Regions from separate parts of the Homo sapiens genome. Here all the other regions are linked to region 2. A link is a loop called in an ENCODE intact Hi-C map of the cell type or tissue named here. Cell type or tissue: Calu3. All regions are shown on one strand. Links, peaks and the distances in the headings refer to the core of each region. The heading gives the core; the rest is flanking DNA. Region 1 has its middle 260 kb from the start of SNORD156. Region 2 overlaps LOC101928516 (a long non-coding RNA gene). Region 3 has its middle 380 kb from the start of SNORD156.

What was found. A loop is a pair of places that touch in the nucleus more often than their neighbours do. Peaks named below come from ENCODE experiments on the same cell type or tissue, not always from the same donor. Only the 100,000 strongest peaks of a DNase experiment are listed, where the experiment ranks them.
Region 1: it touches region 2 in a loop (2.7-fold over the local background); 3 of 110 quality-filtered maps call a loop at or near these places.
Region 3: a loop joins it to region 2, with 4 times the contacts of the local background. A loop is called at or near these places in 3 of 110 quality-filtered maps.

What each region holds. Positions count from the first base shown.
Region 1 is chr6:74,868,531-74,872,530 of GRCh38, reverse strand. No RefSeq gene overlaps it. Among named protein-coding and RNA genes, the nearest start is that of SNORD156, 260 kb to the left of the region's middle. In Calu3, for the core only: no CTCF peak of the experiment used is centred there; DNase peaks (open chromatin) are centred at 560 and 1,870.
Region 2 is chr6:74,407,676-74,411,675 of GRCh38, reverse strand. The region is part of intron 2 of LOC101928516 (a long non-coding RNA gene); the gene reads right to left. Among named protein-coding and RNA genes, the nearest start is that of CD109, 710 kb to the right of the region's middle. In Calu3, for the core only: a CTCF peak has its summit at 2,012 (motif pointing left); no DNase peak of the experiment used is centred there.
Region 3 is chr6:74,741,501-74,751,531 of GRCh38, reverse strand. No RefSeq gene overlaps it. Among named protein-coding and RNA genes, the nearest start is that of SNORD156, 380 kb to the left of the region's middle. In Calu3, for the core only: no CTCF peak of the experiment used is centred there; DNase peaks (open chromatin) are centred at 1,601 and 2,101.

The DNA of each region.
Region 1 (4,000 bases), core at 1-4,000, 460 kb before region 2:
AGTCATTCCTTCTTTTTGGTCTGTTCTGTGGTCTAGTACTATTGAACTATCCAGAGCCCCACTACATGGAACTTTATGATCCTGTACTTTAGTACTTTTTTTTTTCTTTTTCCTTTCCACATTTAAGGATCTTCAAGACTCTTCTTACATATTACCTCTCCTGTGAGAGATTTTCTGTGCCATTGCCTCTATAAGACTGTCTCTTAGGAAAGGTGAACTATATTCTAAACAACCAGTGTCTATGCCTTTACTATGTACTCACTGTATTAGTCTGTTTTTATGCTACTGATAAAGACATACCCAAGACTGGGAAGAAAAAGAGATTTAATTGGACTTACTGTTCCACATGGCTGAGGAGGCCTCAGAATCATGGTGGGAGGCAAAAGGTGCCTCTTACATGGCAGGGGCAAGAGAAAATGAGGAAGAAGCAAAAGTGGAAACCCATCAGATGTTATGAGACTTATTCACTATCACAAGAATAGCAGGAGAAAGACCGGCCCCATGATTCAATTACCTTCCCCTGGGTCCCTCCCACAACATGTGGAAATACTGGGAGATACAATTCAAGTTGAGATTTGGGTGGGAATACAGCCAAACCACATCACTCACATTCTATTATTTGTTCACATGTAACCACCTTCCCCAGACTATGAGTGCTTGAGGGCTCTTTCCTGGATATTTCTTGTGTTTCTCAAACTCAACCTCATCAAAACCATTTATTTCTCTTTCTAACTCATTTCTTTTTGCAAATGCCCAGTATTAAGATAAATATACAAATGAGGATCATTGTACACCTTTATTGTTTCTCAAATGATGAAACTCTAAATCCCTTTTAAATTCCTCCTTCTCATTTCCATGACCACTGCTTTAGTTCAGAAATCTATCTCATCATTCTGTTGCTTCCAGAATTTTTTTAAATGTAACTCTCTCCTGTCCCCTGGTTAAACTGCTCAATGGTTCAATGGCTCTTCATTGTTGGTAAATAAAATCCATACTCTCTATACTGATAATATAGAAACCTTCATAGTATTATTCCATGATATTATCTCCCCAGCCTTATCTCATCTCACACCTACATATGAGCTCCCAGCACACCAATTTGTGGTTTCTGAAAGTACTATGCTTTGTCCAGTGCTTTTATCTGTTTTGTTTCCTTGCCTAAGATCACCTTATGTCCCAATCCCTTTTGTCATTCACCCACTGCCATCCACCACACATATCTCTCCCGAAAGTATCACTTTTCTCTTCAGGATGAATTGATGTCCCTTTTCTGAGTTCCCAGCTCTTTCTGCTTGTATTTCTAGCACAGCTCATTTTTCCTAGTATTGTCTGTCATCCCTATTACACTGTGACTTATTTAAGGAAGGAGAATGCATGATATCTCTGTCTTCCTATTGCCTATCACAGTACTTATTACAGAAGAGTCAGTAAACATAAAGCCTTTTGTGTGGAAGGTAATCAGTAAATACATATTCAGTTAAGCTGAATCTCAAAGGAAGAGTCCATTGGAAATACATCTGGAGGTGTTGTGGTTGTAACATCTTCAGGTGTCTTTCGTGTATGAATGTCATTTAGTGGAACAAAAACTCAAATTGTCTCTCCAAAGTGTGAAGCTCCAGTCTCTTGGTTTGTCTGCCATACTGACTTCTGCTAATCTTCATTCCTATGCTATCATTTAGACCTTATTTAACAATTCAAACTCACAAAGATACCATTCAATTACTTTGTTGAGTGGAATTTAGTTTGGGCTTTAGAAAAGTATCCTAACTCTTTCCAGCCACAGGTTATCATTTAGTCAGAGTATTGTGGTAGCAGTGGTTGGAGAATGAATGTGGAGGTGATGGTGGTCTATGACGGTATTGCAGGAAGCACATAAATGGCAGGAGCAAAGTCCAAGTACACAATGTGAGGGAAAGGAAACTGGGTGTTAGGTGAGGTCCAACAATGAGATAATCCAAGTAGCATTTCCAGCTCTCAGCTACTACAGGAATTTTGAAGATTTAAAAATAGATATAATATGTTCCTTGTTGCATTCCCAGACGTGGAAGGGCTCTTCTGTCACATTCTCAGACTCTGTGGGTCCTACAAGACATATAAAATAGGGAATGGGTGTTTAAGTCTGGACAAAACGGAGGCACAAATTAACATTCCACATTCCAATAGGAAAAAGAAAAACCTCGAAACAAAATCACACCACTCTATATCCTTGCAGACATAGCTGAGGTTAATGTTAAAAGTGTTAAATCAGCTCTGTTTTTTTTTTTTTTTTTCCTCTTTCTGAGAAATGTACTGGGGGAAAGGAGGAAATAAGGTTTAGGGGGGTGAATACATGACTATGTATAACTACAGTTTATATTTTATAGAAAAATATAGAATGTAGAAGTCTTTCTGGAAAAAAAATGCTGAAAATTGAATTATTATAAATTTTGAATGCAGGTACATTGTATCAAAATGAAAGTCAAGTAGTTCACCACCCAAAAAGCATTCATCATGCTTTTTGTTGATGCTAAATGTTGTTATTTAGTTATTTAGTTGTAATTTAGTTTGTGATTCAGACTTTACTGATCTATAGGTCAGATCGTAGTTGGGCAAACCTTTATGGACTCATGTTTGACCAAAAAAAAAATAAAAATATGTATTATTTTGTTATTATAGTTTAAACTTTTTTTTTTTTTTGAGACGGAGTCTCACTCTGTCACCCAGGCTGGAGTGCAGTGGCGTGATCTTGGCTCACTGCAAGCTCCGCCTCCCAGGTTCATGCCATTCTCCTGCCTCAGCCTCCCAAGTAGCTGGGACTACAGGCGCCCGCCACCACGCCTGGCTAATTTTTTGTATTTTTAGTAGAGACGGGGTTTCACCATGTTAGCCAGGATGGTCTCAATCTCCTGACCTCGTGATCTGCCTGCCTCGGCCTCCCAAAGTACTGGGATTACAGGCGTGAGCCACCGTGGCTGGCCATAGTTTAAACTTTTAACAGTGAATATTTTATTCAGCTGTTTATTTCTTAATGTAACAGCTAAATTAAACATAGTGAATTGTATTACCTGAGAAATCACCTATATATCAGGAAAACTATACATATTACTGATATTTGATCAAAAAGGGGTTAAGAAATATTTTGCTGAGGAAAAACTGTAAAAATAATTCATTTTTCTTAGTTTGTGAAAATGAGTGGAAGTCAAGGACAGAGCCTCTAGTATCATTTATAGTGGAAGGATTAATTTGTTTTTTTAAACACGAGTTTATGGAGAAAATTGAAGTGAAGAAAATTTTCACAACACTGATTAAAAACTTGCTTGGGCAAATCAACTTGCTACCCTGTGTTTTGGTTGCCCCATGTATAAAGTGAGGTGAGATTAAGTATGCAAAATTTCTCTAATCTTTAAAATGTAATCATTCTTTTATCTTCTTAATTACCTAAAGAAAAGTTGATTGAAAAATATGTAACACTATAAAATGGGTACTGTAACACAAGTCTTTGGAAAAATGAACATTATTGAATATCAAAGATGAAGTAATGTTTAATTTGTTCTTATCTTGCTTTTGTAGTCAAATATTTTTTAAATGAAAGAGTAACAGTTCTATATATTGAACTGTTTAAAGAGGTAACAAAATACACATTTTGGTCAGATGCTGAAAGTTTGGGTGTTAAAGTCAATGTCTAGTTAAAGCCGAGGTTAAACAGCATCATAGAAAGAGTGCCAATAGAGAAAAATCTGAAATTTTATCAAAAAATTTAATTGTTATTAAATTTTCCATGTTAAAATGTTAAACATTTTAAAGGGGTTAAGTTATGCAGGAGCAATGATCTCTGAGCACTGCCAACAACAAATTTCTCTTGAGATTCCTCTAAACCATATTTATGTTGAATTAATAGTTAGTGGAAGAGGCTTACCTTTCTCTAACACCACCATTGTTTTTTCTTCATATTCTTTTTTATTTCTAGATAGAAGACAGTTTTCATTGTCATTGCCAACATGATTTTGGATTTCCACCCTAA
Region 2 (4,000 bases), core at 1-4,000:
TGTTTATCTGTATAAACAACTTAGAGAAGCAAGCCAAAAGAAAGAATGGTCTAGGGGACTTGTTTTGGTGCTGCACGTGCATAACATTTTAATTAAAATTAAGGGGAGTGTGGAAATCCATTATCCAAATTAAAGAGTAAGATGAAGGGCTGATGAACATTATTGGGGAGATGAGGGCTAAAGCTCACCCAACTCACTCCTTGCTGTCACTGATACTTAGGGCCCATTTTGCTTTGTTTCTATACATACTGGTCGTAGTTTCTTATTTGTGCAATGTATAGCATAGTGTGTGTAGAGCATGAGGGGCTTTAGATTACAAGATTAAGATAAAAACCACAGCTCCTAACTAAATTCCAAACATTTGTTACTACAATACATTTTCTTATTCAAATTTAAACACAAGGACCCATGATGGCATGTATCTCCTTATTTTTCCCAAAATAAAACTAATGTGGCTACCAAATAACCTAGAGTATGACTAAATTATAATTTAAAAATTGTTTTAATTAATAAGCTATTGCCCAATAAAATTTTGTAATAGAAACAATATTTTCAAATGTCCTCAATAAAATAGTTATTTTATTGGTTGAGGAATCTTGATATTTTAAGGAAACATCACAACCAAATTCAAACTTATTATTAATCTCAATGACAAAAATTTGAACCTCAATAAAAGCATTCATTTTAAAGGAAAGTACAAGAGGTTGTTAACAGTTGTGATCAAACCATTCTTAACAGTGGTCCCTCTGATACACTAGCTCAGCTGGCAAGAGTAGAGCCGACCAGCCTGACATTTAAGCTCACCACATGTGGGATAGTTAGTTCCAGTTTGCTTCATGACCACAAATTACATACCTAACTCTTGTCTACCAATTAAAGTGTATGACTTTGGTTGTGAGAATGGCCAAATAAAAGAATGTGGCTGTCTTGTGACAACATCTCTACTGGGAAAAACCACCTCAAACTCTCTGCCTTGTTGATGATGAATCAATAGTGCCATTGATACATAAATAAAGACAGCATTTTAATGCATTATACTAAAGGAGTCTCCAATTGTTTGATGTTAATTTTATAAAGAAAAGAGATGAACACATTTTTGAGAATGCATGAAAATATACATACTAAAATTTAATTTTACTGCTTTCCTAATACATCTCCTTCTTATTTCCAGTGACGATTTCAGATTGATTTCTGTCTATGAGACTAAACAGAGAAATAGAACGGTCCTGTGCATTTGCAAGATGCTGTCTCTTGAGAGTAGTCCCTCAGGATCATTTTTGAGAATATGTTGTATCAGCAAAGCAGAAGTGATCTGCACTCAAAGATTTTATATAATAACTATCAAAACCTTAGATAATGCAGAAACAATGGCAAGATATACTTTCTATCTATATAACTAGATAACATCCCTCCATATTTTAATCTCCTCTGGCACACTAAAAGAAAAAGAGAAAGGTAACAAGGATGGAATTGGAAAGAGAAAGGTAGCAAGGTAACAAAGATGGAATATATCATCTAATCATCTCTTGGTGATTTTTAATTTAATTATTCTTTAATTTATCTACCTCTGAAAAATCCCTGTATTTCAATCACTACTATTGCCACGAGGATGTCATATGTTAGCTTCTGGTAATTATGAGTCTTGCCTATCTGGTGGCACTTAGGATATTCTTTCCTGGAATATTAAGCTTACCCCACTTCATGCTTTCTGCTTGTCTCTATTACATAAACTTTTTAAAATACCATAGTTTGTAGACTTACTATAGATTTTTAAAAGCATGACCAATAACCACAAGCTGGCTACATGTTTTTTGTTTGTGTCCAAATAAACTTCTGTGTAAATATGCATATAAATACTGCATTTAATATCAAGGACAGGTATGAGAAAGAATATTGTACGCAAAGAAAGACTACTAGTCCAGTATTCTAAAAGATCCTTACTCAGAAAGGACCTGGATGAGATGATTCAGTGTTAACAGTCATGCCTGTAATACTAAGGCCTGAATTTCATGACAGCATCATGGACTTTGACTGCTCTCTACTGGATAGAAAATATATGAGGTCTTCTCAAATGGATAAGCATTTCTGAAGAGATTGTTTTTATCTTCTTTCTCTTCTCATATTAAGGTAGGTAAAGATTCCATTTCCTTGCTGTACTTCTTTATATGTAAGCTAACTGTATTATTATGTTATTTTCCACATTCCAAATTTCTGAATATTTTAAGATGATACATATACAATGATATATTTATCATAGCTTTACTTTTAAATGTGCTTTCTCCCAAATTTATTCCCAAGTCACTTCCAGCAAATGACATTTATATTATAATTTCTTTCAACATATATAGCAATCAGTGTTCAACCAACAATGCTCCTATGTTGTTATTATTGAAAAGAAGCCCTCCATCACACACACAGACACACACACACACACACATTCATGAGATACTAACAATGCTTTGATGATCATTTTTGGTTTTAAAACTAACAAAACAATCACAATTTATTTTTGATACTAAAAAGCTAGAGATTAGAGTTTCATAAATGAAATATGAGGCCTATGGGACACTGCCATAATAAGAAGAGGAAAGGTCACGTTGCCTTCCTGATGGAGGCAACTGTTCATTCCAAGCACTGATGTCATAGCTGCACTCCTGTAGGGAGATACTGAGTAGGAAACAGTTTTATTCCTTCATCAGTGTTCTCTGTGCTATTATATGAATAAAAAGTAAAGGCAACTCTGATAGAAAGAAATTTGGTTATGTAAAAAACATAATGAAAACATAATGCAAAATGAAAATTAATACTTAGAGCTTTTCTGAAAATAACACCTAAAATAAGCCTTTTCCAGACATTTCCAAGATATACTTTCTAACTCCTTCTAATATTCAGGATTAAAAAAATCTGTAAAATATTATCTGAATTAAAAGAAGAGTCTTCAAACTGAGATATATGTATTTCTGGGGTACCTGAGGCTTTCTAAGGAATTCCCATGAAAGGATGATATTAAGGAAGTTTATTTCTGGTACCTCAACCTTTGTAAATTCATTTTTCCTACATATTTATCTGTCTGAGACTCTGGGAGCCTCCTTTTATAATGGACTTTTCGCCTATTGTTTTCAACAACCAGATTGGAAAAACCTCATAATTCACGTGGCGACAATACAAAGGTTTTGGCCCTGATAGTTGGGAATTAGCATGATAATAAATGCTGACATACGGTGTTGCTGAACATTGCCTTTCCTCAAAAAAACTGCTGTAAAGGGCTCCAGTTGGTACCAACTCAAGCTGAGAACTCAGGATACACCCTCCTGCCTCACACCTACCCCTGAACAACACTGTGGAGAACCAGCGGTGTTTTGTGTGTGTGTGTGTGTGTGTATATATATATATATATATATATATGTATATATATATATATATATATATATATACTTAGCTTTATTTTAAAAAGTACTTTCTCCCAAATTTATTACCAAGTCACTTCTAGCAAATGGAATATGTGTGAGATACCATATGTGCATATACACACATATATACAAGTATACACAGACACATATGTGTGTGTACATGTATTGAAAGTATATATTTAGAATAAATAATTTGAAATAGAGTGTTTAATTTTACTTTTAGTAGATATTGTCAAATTTGCCTTTTGTAGATGCTGTACCACTTTATATTCTCAACAAAACCAAAGAAATATGTGGAAGATGTTTCTCCCACCTTGTTATTGAAGGTGGAAGAAACATCTTTTTTATAAACCATTAGGTGAAAAATGCAATCCTATCATTAATTTTCATTTCTTCAAATTATAAAATGAAGCATCTTTTCATGCATTTAGGAGCCAGACCAGGTGTGGTGGCTCGTGCCTATAATCCCAGCACTTTGGGAGGCCAAGGCAGGAGGATTGCTTGAGTCCAGTTCAAGACCAGCCTGGGCAACATGGCAAAACTCTGTCTCTACAAAAAAATACAAAAAAAATTAGCCAGGCATGGTGGTG
Region 3 (10,031 bases), core at 1-4,000, 340 kb before region 2:
ACTAAAAATATAAAATTTGCTGGGTGTGTTGATGCATGCCTGTAATCCTAGCTACTTGGGGGGCTGAGGCAGGAGAATCGCTTGAACCCGGGAGGCAGAGGTTGTGGTGAGCCAAGATTGCGCCACTGCACTCCAGCCTGGGCAACAAGAGTGAAACTCCATCTCCAAACAAACAAACAAACAAAAACATGTGTCTCTATATTGTGGCCCCATATTATTATTCTTTTAAAATCCCTATTGTTGATTTTCAGAAAGCTTTAGCCTCTTCTCCTATATCTAGCTATTATTATTATTATCATTTCCTTCTTGACTCATCCAATTTAATATATATTTAGAGAACATGAAAACAAGATTACAGGGCTTAGAAAAATTATATCTAAAATAAGGCAAAATGTTTCTGAGTTAGGGCCTGAGGGATATTCCTCTATGCAAACTGAGTATGTGGCTGATTATGTGGACTCAATAATTCTAGTCTTTTTGGAAGCCTTTTTGGCTCAATTTTTGAGTGTAGGATAAATTCCAGATAAATATAAATACTACTAGACCTCTGAGTTCTGGACAAAGAAAGCATGACTCTATGTTTTACACATAGTGTTGATGGTTGCTCTTTATAAAGACTGGTTAACATTTCTTTTCATTTGTTAGGACATTTGGACTTCTAAACTTGCTGAATGGAGGGGACTTGAGTAGATACAAACAGGGAAAACTTAATCCTGGCATGCAAATTGACTACTGAAAGCAGGATCAAGAAAGAGGAAGAAAAGAGTAAGGAGGATAAATGCATACAAAATCTAGAACTTACTGTGAGCAGGAGCCCTTTCAAACTGCAAGTGAACCCTGCATAAAGTCACAGTTTAGAGATATAAGAAGGGGTACCTGTGCTGATGGTCAGAGAGAGGCCACGACCACTTGGGTGTGACACAGTAATGATACCTTGGCAATGAGCACTGCCAGGCAAACAATACTCAATGGGTGCCTAAGAGGAATTTAGGCTGAGCTGACCTCCAAATAAATCAACTTATGATAAACAAAACTGCCTCCTTCATATGTTATTGGATGCCCAATGAATCAAGATTGTATTTATTCCACTGACTATGGGCTATTCACCCATCTTTTATAAAAATATTCATAAATATAGAAAAGCTCTAAAGGCAATATAAGAACACATATACATCTTTTCAGAATTATCCTATTTGCCTCAGGCTTGTTTAAAGGAATGAAGTGTTAAAGATGCAGTTTAACTTCTTTTTAAATCCCTTCCCAGCCTGAGAATTGAGAGAGTGTGCCTACTACTACTAAGGGCAATTTTGGAGTTTGATAAATTAACTGGGAAAAAATGAATATGTGATTTTATTTTTGTCTCAAATTCTGGGTTATGCTGCACATAAAGTAAAGGGAAGTATTACACATTCTTTTTCTACAGATTTGTTTTTCTTTTTCATCATGTAATAGTGCGTCAAATGTCTTATCAGATATTCATTAGGTCTGCTTGACGGACAGCAGTACATTTGTTTTGGCACATACATTGTGGGTAAGGAGTTTCTAAAGTCATGTTTAATGAAGTTACATAGCTTTAATACCTGACGAGGGAGTGCCCCGACTAAGCAACCACAAGGGAAATAAAATGATTAAAACATCCTAGCTGCTGTTCTTTTTCACTTAGGAAACACAGACTACCAGATGCAGATATTTTGGGTGCAAGGTTTGCCTGTGGACAAATTATTCATCTTTCCCATATTATATTTTCTTCTGGATCATAAGATAGGAAAGATTGTTACAGGTTGCATTCCCAGGAAGCAGACACAGATTTGGGGGTTTGCATGCAAGGGTTTTTATTGTGTAATGCCTTGGGAACACTCCTTAAGAGAGTGAGGGAGGCAGGCTTTTGCAGAGGGAAAAGTTGAACTGTGATGCAAATACAACACAGGACTTAGCTGATCCCATGGAGCTCTTGAAAGCAGGGTGGCCCTTCTCAGTTGTCCCCATTTGAGGCAAGAATGAAAAGGCTTGCTTCTGTGGAGGGAGCGATAGCCGTCAGTGAGGCAGTTCCTCATGGTCTAAGGCAATTTCAGGAGAGAGCCTTAAGTGCGCAACATCAGCAGGAAACGCTACCAGCATCAAGAGAAATGAGTGCTGCAGTCCTGAAGGGGGAATCCCCAGGGTTCGCCATAGCACTCAGCCTGTACATGCAGTGTATTTAAAATAGCACAAAGCAGATACAGGGGCGTGTATATTGTTAATAGTCAAATCATATGTTGTTAATAGTCAAAACATATGTTACTAATAGCCAAATAATCATTCAGTTTCATCAGGGCAGCTATCCAAATTAATGTAATTTGATTTTTCTGCAAATATATATTTTATTCTTAGTAGTAAAATTATAAAACTATATGAATTTTTTTGTATCTTTAAACAATTAAACCATTAAAATACCTATTTAAGAACTATTTCATGAAGATGATCTCAAGCAATCAGACAGTAAGGGGATGTGCAAAAGTAAGAAAAGCCATGTTCATTCTAAGGAAACAGCAATATAATTTGACAGATTAAATATACAGATGAGAAGAGTCATGTAACCACACATAAGAAAGTGCATAATAATGTCATAGAATGAAGGTGCTAACACAATATAGATTGTGGAAGCTGCCAGAGTATGTTGGTGTCTGTGCTGGTGAAGAAATATCATTAATAAAAGGAAGAGTTGAAGTTTTTCCTTTTACATTTCTCCAAAGGTACTGCTTTTAGCAGGTTAAAGGTAATTATTGCCTCATTATTCTTTTTGTAAATACCTAGGTTATCAAAAGTTATCAAAGGAAAAATGGAACAGATACATGTTAGTTTCCAAAATTGTTTAGTCCAGTGAAACTTAATTTAAATGATGTTGCAATTGTATGACTTTGGTTACAATCTGGATTAAGTAATTTCCCCGAGTAGTTCTCTGTATACCTATAATGGAAAAGACATAGAACGTAAGTATTATTCTTGTGTTCATAAGAGCAGAGTTGTGGTCCTGATCTATCAGAAGTCAGAATTCTGGTGAAAATGCATTTACCATGTTGTTAACCATATCTCTGAGATATACAGCTATTGTCCTCTATATGATAGCCTATGATGTTAACCATTCCTTACATTTAGAAAGAAAACAACTACATTTAGAAGTACTAATCCTGTAGTTCCATAGGATTCTGGAAGAAATCTGACTACTGAGGCTGATTGATTGATTGGAATGATATGATGTTTGAGTATAATGTCTGAATATAAGAATTATATAGAATAATCAGGGCCCAGGCTAGACTAGGTTTTGTTCTGAAAGCTTCCTTGAAAGTTGAAAGTTTGGAGTTCATGGGAAAATTTACCCAGTAAGTATCATTTTCCTTGAAATAAAGTTACAAATGAGAGGTAGTCCTAGGCTAGTTCTCAGATGTTTAACAAAACTTGATTTTATTAGATCTAACTTTGTGTCAAGGTTTCACTAAGTATGGATCCCTTGGTGAGTTGTGAGCTCCAGAGGTGACATGGAACTCTGGTGGCAGAAGGGGTCCCCAGGGAGGGGAGAATGAAGGAAGCAGAGCCTCCAACAACTTGTATCTCATCATGGAGAGAAAAAGTGAGCTGAGCAGTAAGGGAAGAATGTCTGTTGAATAAATTAATGCCATTTTGACCTACAAGTTGTTTTCATGTTAGGGATTGTTTTAGATGATATTTTAGGATAATGCTTTAAATAAATAACTCAGTTTGATAGTTTTAATTCAAATTCATTTTGATATTTGATTCAAATTTATTTCACTTTGATAATTTTCCACTTGCTTGTGGTAGTTTTAAAATATGTCTTTACTTTTTGGTCTTAATTTTTACTTTCTCTTGAATTGTATTTATTGCCTAAGTAACATCATAGTAACAATACAATAAATCAAATAGAAGAAAAATTTACTCACCGTCTCCTCATGCTGACGTATCAGCTGCTTTCATTTTTCTATTTTCTTGTCTAGTGTTTCCACACATAAACATTATAACCAAAACAGAGACACTTCTGTGCTCTGCTCTTTTTCAGTTGGCATTGTATCATGTTTTATGAGTCTTCATCCTTTCCCCTCTACCACTCCTAAAAACAAGAAACCCTTGGCCTTCCACATTCCATGTTGGAGGCCCAGGCTTATAAACCTCTGCCCTGGGCATTGATTTTTATGCATCTTCCTTTCATGATGGGGCTGTATGTTCCACCTATGAGAACATGCATCTCTGTGGATGTCTTCTCCAATTAGAAGGGAATGAGAAGGGAGTGACTTTCCATTCTCCTCTTAAAAGTGCAAAGAAACTGTACCTTCTCAGACAGCACTTTGGGGATGCATATTGTTTTCAGTGTCATTTGAATTTAAAGGTAATTTCAAGTTTTATAGTTGAAACACTTCTCAACTGGTTCCCTTGGTGTGGTGCCTGGCATGTAGTAGGCATGCAATAAGTGTTTATTGAATGAAGGATATTTTCATACAGGATTGCAATCAATTACATTAGCAGAAGAAAATTTCTCATAATGTATTTCCAAAAGAAAATTTGTTTGCCTACCAGAATAATTATGAAAAATAAACAAACAAAACCTAAAACAAAAATCATAATGCATTAAAACATACATTTTGAAGAATAATGCTAGCCATTGTCCTATTTGCTTATAGAAGTTTTAGACTCTTTTAAGCTTCACAACAACAACAACGTGTGATACTTTTATTTATACTCCTGTCTTGTAGATGAATAAGATGCAGAGAAGTTAAAGTTGCCCAATTAACAAGCAAGTGTTGGAGCTAAGATTTGGACACTGCCCTTTTGATTGCCAAGTCTGTGTTCTTATATCTTTGTAGCACCCACAGTATGCTTGTAGGTTTTAGATAGCATAAAGATCAGAAGGCTGTAGAAAGAGGCTTCTAGGTGTCCCTTTAAGTATGATGAGTTGGTGCTTTGGAGTGGGAATGTCAGCAGCTGTGATTTGCTGTGGGGATGTCCCTGATTCCATCCTAGTGGCTAAGAGCAGTTAACCTCTGGATTTTCTGAATTGTCTATAGGTGTAGATTTGAACTTTTCAGGACCTTCAGTCATTTAAAAGTGCTCATGCCTGGTACAGGTTACCTAACTGCTTAGGAAACTATAGAGAAGATGATACTTCCATATTATACTTGCATATGAAGTGTTTGGGGTTGGCAGGGGAATGCTACAGGTTCTGCCATAGAAATTTCTAAAAATTACAAGTTTGAAATTTAATATAATCAACCAAAAGGAAATAAAATGAAGTGAAATAAATTACTACATCTTTTAACAAGAAAAAGGATTCAATGTAATACTTGATTATATGTAGAGATGTGTTTTGTGAAATTATCTCGCATTTTAAAAGCTTATAAATGCTAGAATGAATATCTAATGTTTTGTAAAATTCTATAAACATATTTTACTTTTATTTATTTTGAATAAATTGTAATATGAAACTCTGTGTATCAATAAATACAACCTTAAGATAAAAATAAATATGTCATAGAATTTCAATGAAAATATTGGCTATGAGTACTTGTAATTTAACCTTTTAAATATTAGAACTAGTAGTAATAATGGAAGTTTTTTTTTAAAAAAATGTCGTATTTGGACCAAGCATCCACTAAGTAACTGTTGCCCTCTTCAGTTCACTGGGGAATTTTAAAAGACATAGCTAAACATTCCTAAAAATACTTCTGAGAAATACAACTCCACTTCATAGATATAGTAAGTCAGTCAAAAACATTAAATGTCTGAGCACAATAGCAACATTCTATTTTAGTGTCAGGAATTAATTTTAGGAAATATGAGCTTTATTCACAATGTGATACTATAATTGTAGGTTATGGAAATATGCTGGGAAGATAACACCATAAGTGTCAAAGTGAGGCAATTTAAAATGAAACTTAGTTTTTTTTAATGATTGAATTAGTGTCCTTTATGTTATTCAAAATACTTAGTTTTCAGAATGAGGCAAGGATGTTACAACTAGTAACTTAGAATCAGAATGTGGATCCATGTTTGTATAATATATATCTCATGAACTGTGCTTCTGACCTGCCAATATTTCTCAAGATTTTTACTAGAAAGGTAGTACAAATTTGAAACACAAATCAACAAAATTAAAACTACAAATGCACTAAAAACTATAATTTTGAGTTTTGAAAAAATTATCCATCTGCTTAAGTGATGAAGTCATGACTAGCAACTAAACCGAAGACAAAAGATACACTGATTAAAAATGTATGATCTATAATGCTTTTACATATCTGTCCGAGAGTCTCAACTTTTGTATTTGAATGGCCTTCCTTAGTTATTAGTGCTTCTTAATATTTATGCCAAAATGAAAATGTGTTTGAGGCATATATAATAAATCTACCAGAATTCACTTTTCTCACTTATATCTGGAACAATATTAGCTCAGTTAATTTTATCACTAGCTTATTTGTGTGAATTGCATTTAACAAAACAAAGAGTTATTATTGACAGTATTAAAGAAAAACATTCGGCGAGTGTTGGCCATAGCCAGGTATTCACTTTGAGCTTTACGCTCTTTATCTCATGTAATCTTCAAACAACCCTGTGAGATGGAAATATTATTATCTCTATTCTATAGATAGAATTTCTATAAAATTATAGACAATTTTGTTTTCAAATATACTAATGTTTCTTCCTTGCTATGTCTAAGGTATAAAGAATCCATCCTTTGTATAGAACTAACATAATAGTCTAACTTGATACAATTGAAGAAAGCTATCTTTGTAGGCTTTCAGATAGTCTATTTCAGCTGCATTTTACTACCATCCTTAAATAAAGGATTTGTTTTGTACCAACAACTTTGGAAAATATACTTTTGGGCTACTAGAAAATTTACTAACTTCATTGTCGGGGTTAAAGTTAGATGCTTACTGAAAGAAATTCATCAAGATCTGCCATTAACACTACAGTTATGTCCCTCAGTACATACAGGAAGTTGGTTCTAGTACACCTGCATATACTAAAATCTGCACATACTCAAGGCCAGTTGTCAGCCCTGAGGAAACTGAGTACACAAAAAGTTGGTCCTTCCAATATGCCTGCTTTGTATCCTAAGAACACTGTATTTTTCAATCCATGTTTGGTTAACAAAAATCTGCCTATAAGTGGACCCTTGCAGTTCAAACCCATGTTGTTTGATGGTAAACTATATTTGTAAATAATTAGTGAGTAGGAATTAACCACGTGGCAAGGTTTTTTTATTGCAATGTAAAAAATGTTCAGCACACTTTTATAAAATAGCTTAATATTGTAGCTGTACATCTAAAGGGAAACTGATAAGCACAGATATCACTATAGTTGTGAATCGAACTGAATAATGATTAGAAGAACAAACATTAGAGTGAATAAACTCAGCAGAAAGGACATGTTCTTTCATTTCTCTTGTGTAACTATCTAGATTTGGACAAGCTGAGCCATATGGCAGGTATATGTTTACTTTTTGAAAAATCCCCAAACTGTTTTCCAAAGGAATTGTTCCATTGTACATTAAGATCAACAATTTGTGAGTGTTCCAGTTCCTTTACATCCTTGCTAGCACTTGGAGCGTTAGTCATTCTAATCAGTATGTACTGGTACCTAATTATGATTTGAATTTGCATTGCCTCATAACTAATGATGCTGAGCTACTTTTTCTGAGTTTATTTGCTATCTTCACATTTTCTTTGGTGAAATATTTCTTAAAATCTTTTGCCCATTGTTTTTATTGGGATATCTGTTTTCTTATTTTTGAGTTTTGAGAGTTATTTATATATTCAGGATGCAATTTATATATTCAAGATGCAAGTTTTCTGATGGACATATGATTTGTAAATATTTTCTCCCAGTGTATAGCTTGTCTTTTCATTCTCTTAAGAGGATATCTTAAAGATTTGGACATAAATGTTCATATAAGCTTTATCTGTAATAGCCAAAATATGGAAACAACCTGAATATACACCCACAGGTGAGAAGATAAACAAATGGTGGTATCTAATCCATGGAAAACTATGCAGCAAAATAAAGCAAAGAATTGTTGATGCATAACATGTCAGCTGAAGAATCATGAGGTTCATAAACTTAGAGTAGGGAATTCTATGTTTTATAAAGGGTTGCTACTGGGGAAATGTAGCCTCTGATAGAAACCAGAAGCAGATATTCATAGAGAAGAGTGACATAGAAATTTATGCTGAATGAGTCATCTAAGTACGCGTATTTAACAGGTTATATGAGAAGTTATAACTATTCACAAAGGGGGCATGTATACATGCATAGTAAGCAAACTTACATGTTACATATGTCCCATGTTCACTTTCAATGCATGAAAATTAGGCTGTGTGCATCAAGAGGTGAAATGGAAGAAGCAAAGGCATTTTGTGTGCAGCCTCTGTAAACTGACCAAAAGCAGTCTATTATTGGTGGTCCTTTGTCAGAAAGAAATACAGGTCAGTTGTGTAGATCAGCAGCAAAGCACAGCTTTCAAAAGGGCTGGTTTCTGTTTAACATATGGGGCTGGTTTCTATTTAACTCATAGCCTAATGGCGATTACTGAAGGAGGAGGTATAAGGAGGTGTGTTCAACCTCCTATCTTGTCATGGCCCAAATTCAGTTTTTAAGTTTCTCTGGGGTGCCCTAGCCAAGAGAGGGTTTGTTCAGTCAGTTGGGGGGCTTAGGATTTTATTTTTATTTCTCAGACAACATGGGTTGTTCTCAAAATAATTATGCTGAGTGAAAGAAGCCAGACCCAAAAAGAGTACACACTTTATAATTACATTTATATAAAATTCTAGAAAATGCAAACTAATTTATAGTGACAAAACATGATAAGTGGCTGCATGGAAATAGAGTGGGAAGTGGGAAGGATTACATTAAGGCATGAGGAAATTTTTGGAGGTGATGAGTACATTCATTATACTGCTTTCAGTGATGATTTCATGGGTTTATTCATGTGTTCAAACTTGATTTGTATACTTTAAATATGTACAGTTTGTTGTATGTCAATTGTACCTCAAAAAAGCTGTTTTTAAAATCAGCAGAAATTTTGCATTATACTCCTTTTATTTGTGCTCTTAATTGAATTACCAAAAAAGGAAAAAAAGTATAGTACTCTACCTAAAGTTATACTGCATTTCATTCCTATTGTTGTAACACCATTTGGCTCATTCTAAGGTAAAACATTAACATTGCAAAGGGATAAAATACTTGCCCTTCTCTTTTAAAGTTTAAGATGAAGAAGTTTCATTCTAAAAGTTCAGTTTAGAAAATAATGCATCATAAAATTCTCAGTATTTATATTGACTGTGAGAAGAACATATTAAAAAACTGGTTTTCATAGAAAACATAATAAATTCTGTCCTTGGCAAGACATGTAATTAAAAGCTTAAAAAAATACCACCAGCAGGCATTAATTTCATATGTCAGATCATGCAATAGGAAGTAATTGATTTTTTTTAAGTTGGATGATTGAAATAGGATATTTAGAAAGAGCAGCATGAAATAAAGCAGGTCAACAGAATCATTTGGGGAAGGGTTATAAATTTCACTGAGCATTATTGACATATTTTCTGGCTTTCCTGTTTTATGGCTCTTGAAATATATAGCACAGTTCTTAATACTGAGTTAAACAAGACTGAGTTCCAGCAGAAGGCCGGAGGCAGGTTCCATGGGATCTGCTGGGAGTAGCAACAGTTTACAGCTCACCACCCACAGGCAGCAGCTGGCCCAGGACTGTTCTCCTCATTTCCACTCCCAATTGCTGCCCTTCCTTATGTGCCTCAGAGGAAGAAAAGGGCTTACTCTTCTGCTACATTAGCCCTTGTTTCTTCTATTTTTCCCCCTAGATAATAGATTATCTTTTCATTTTATTCATGCTTCTTAGCCATGTCCTATTAATGAAAATAAATATTTTCATCCTGAATTAGCATTTAGTCTACCTTAATTCTTCCTGTTTTTTGCCTCCGTGTATACATTTCCTTAATTTACTGTTTCAAATCTGCTTATAG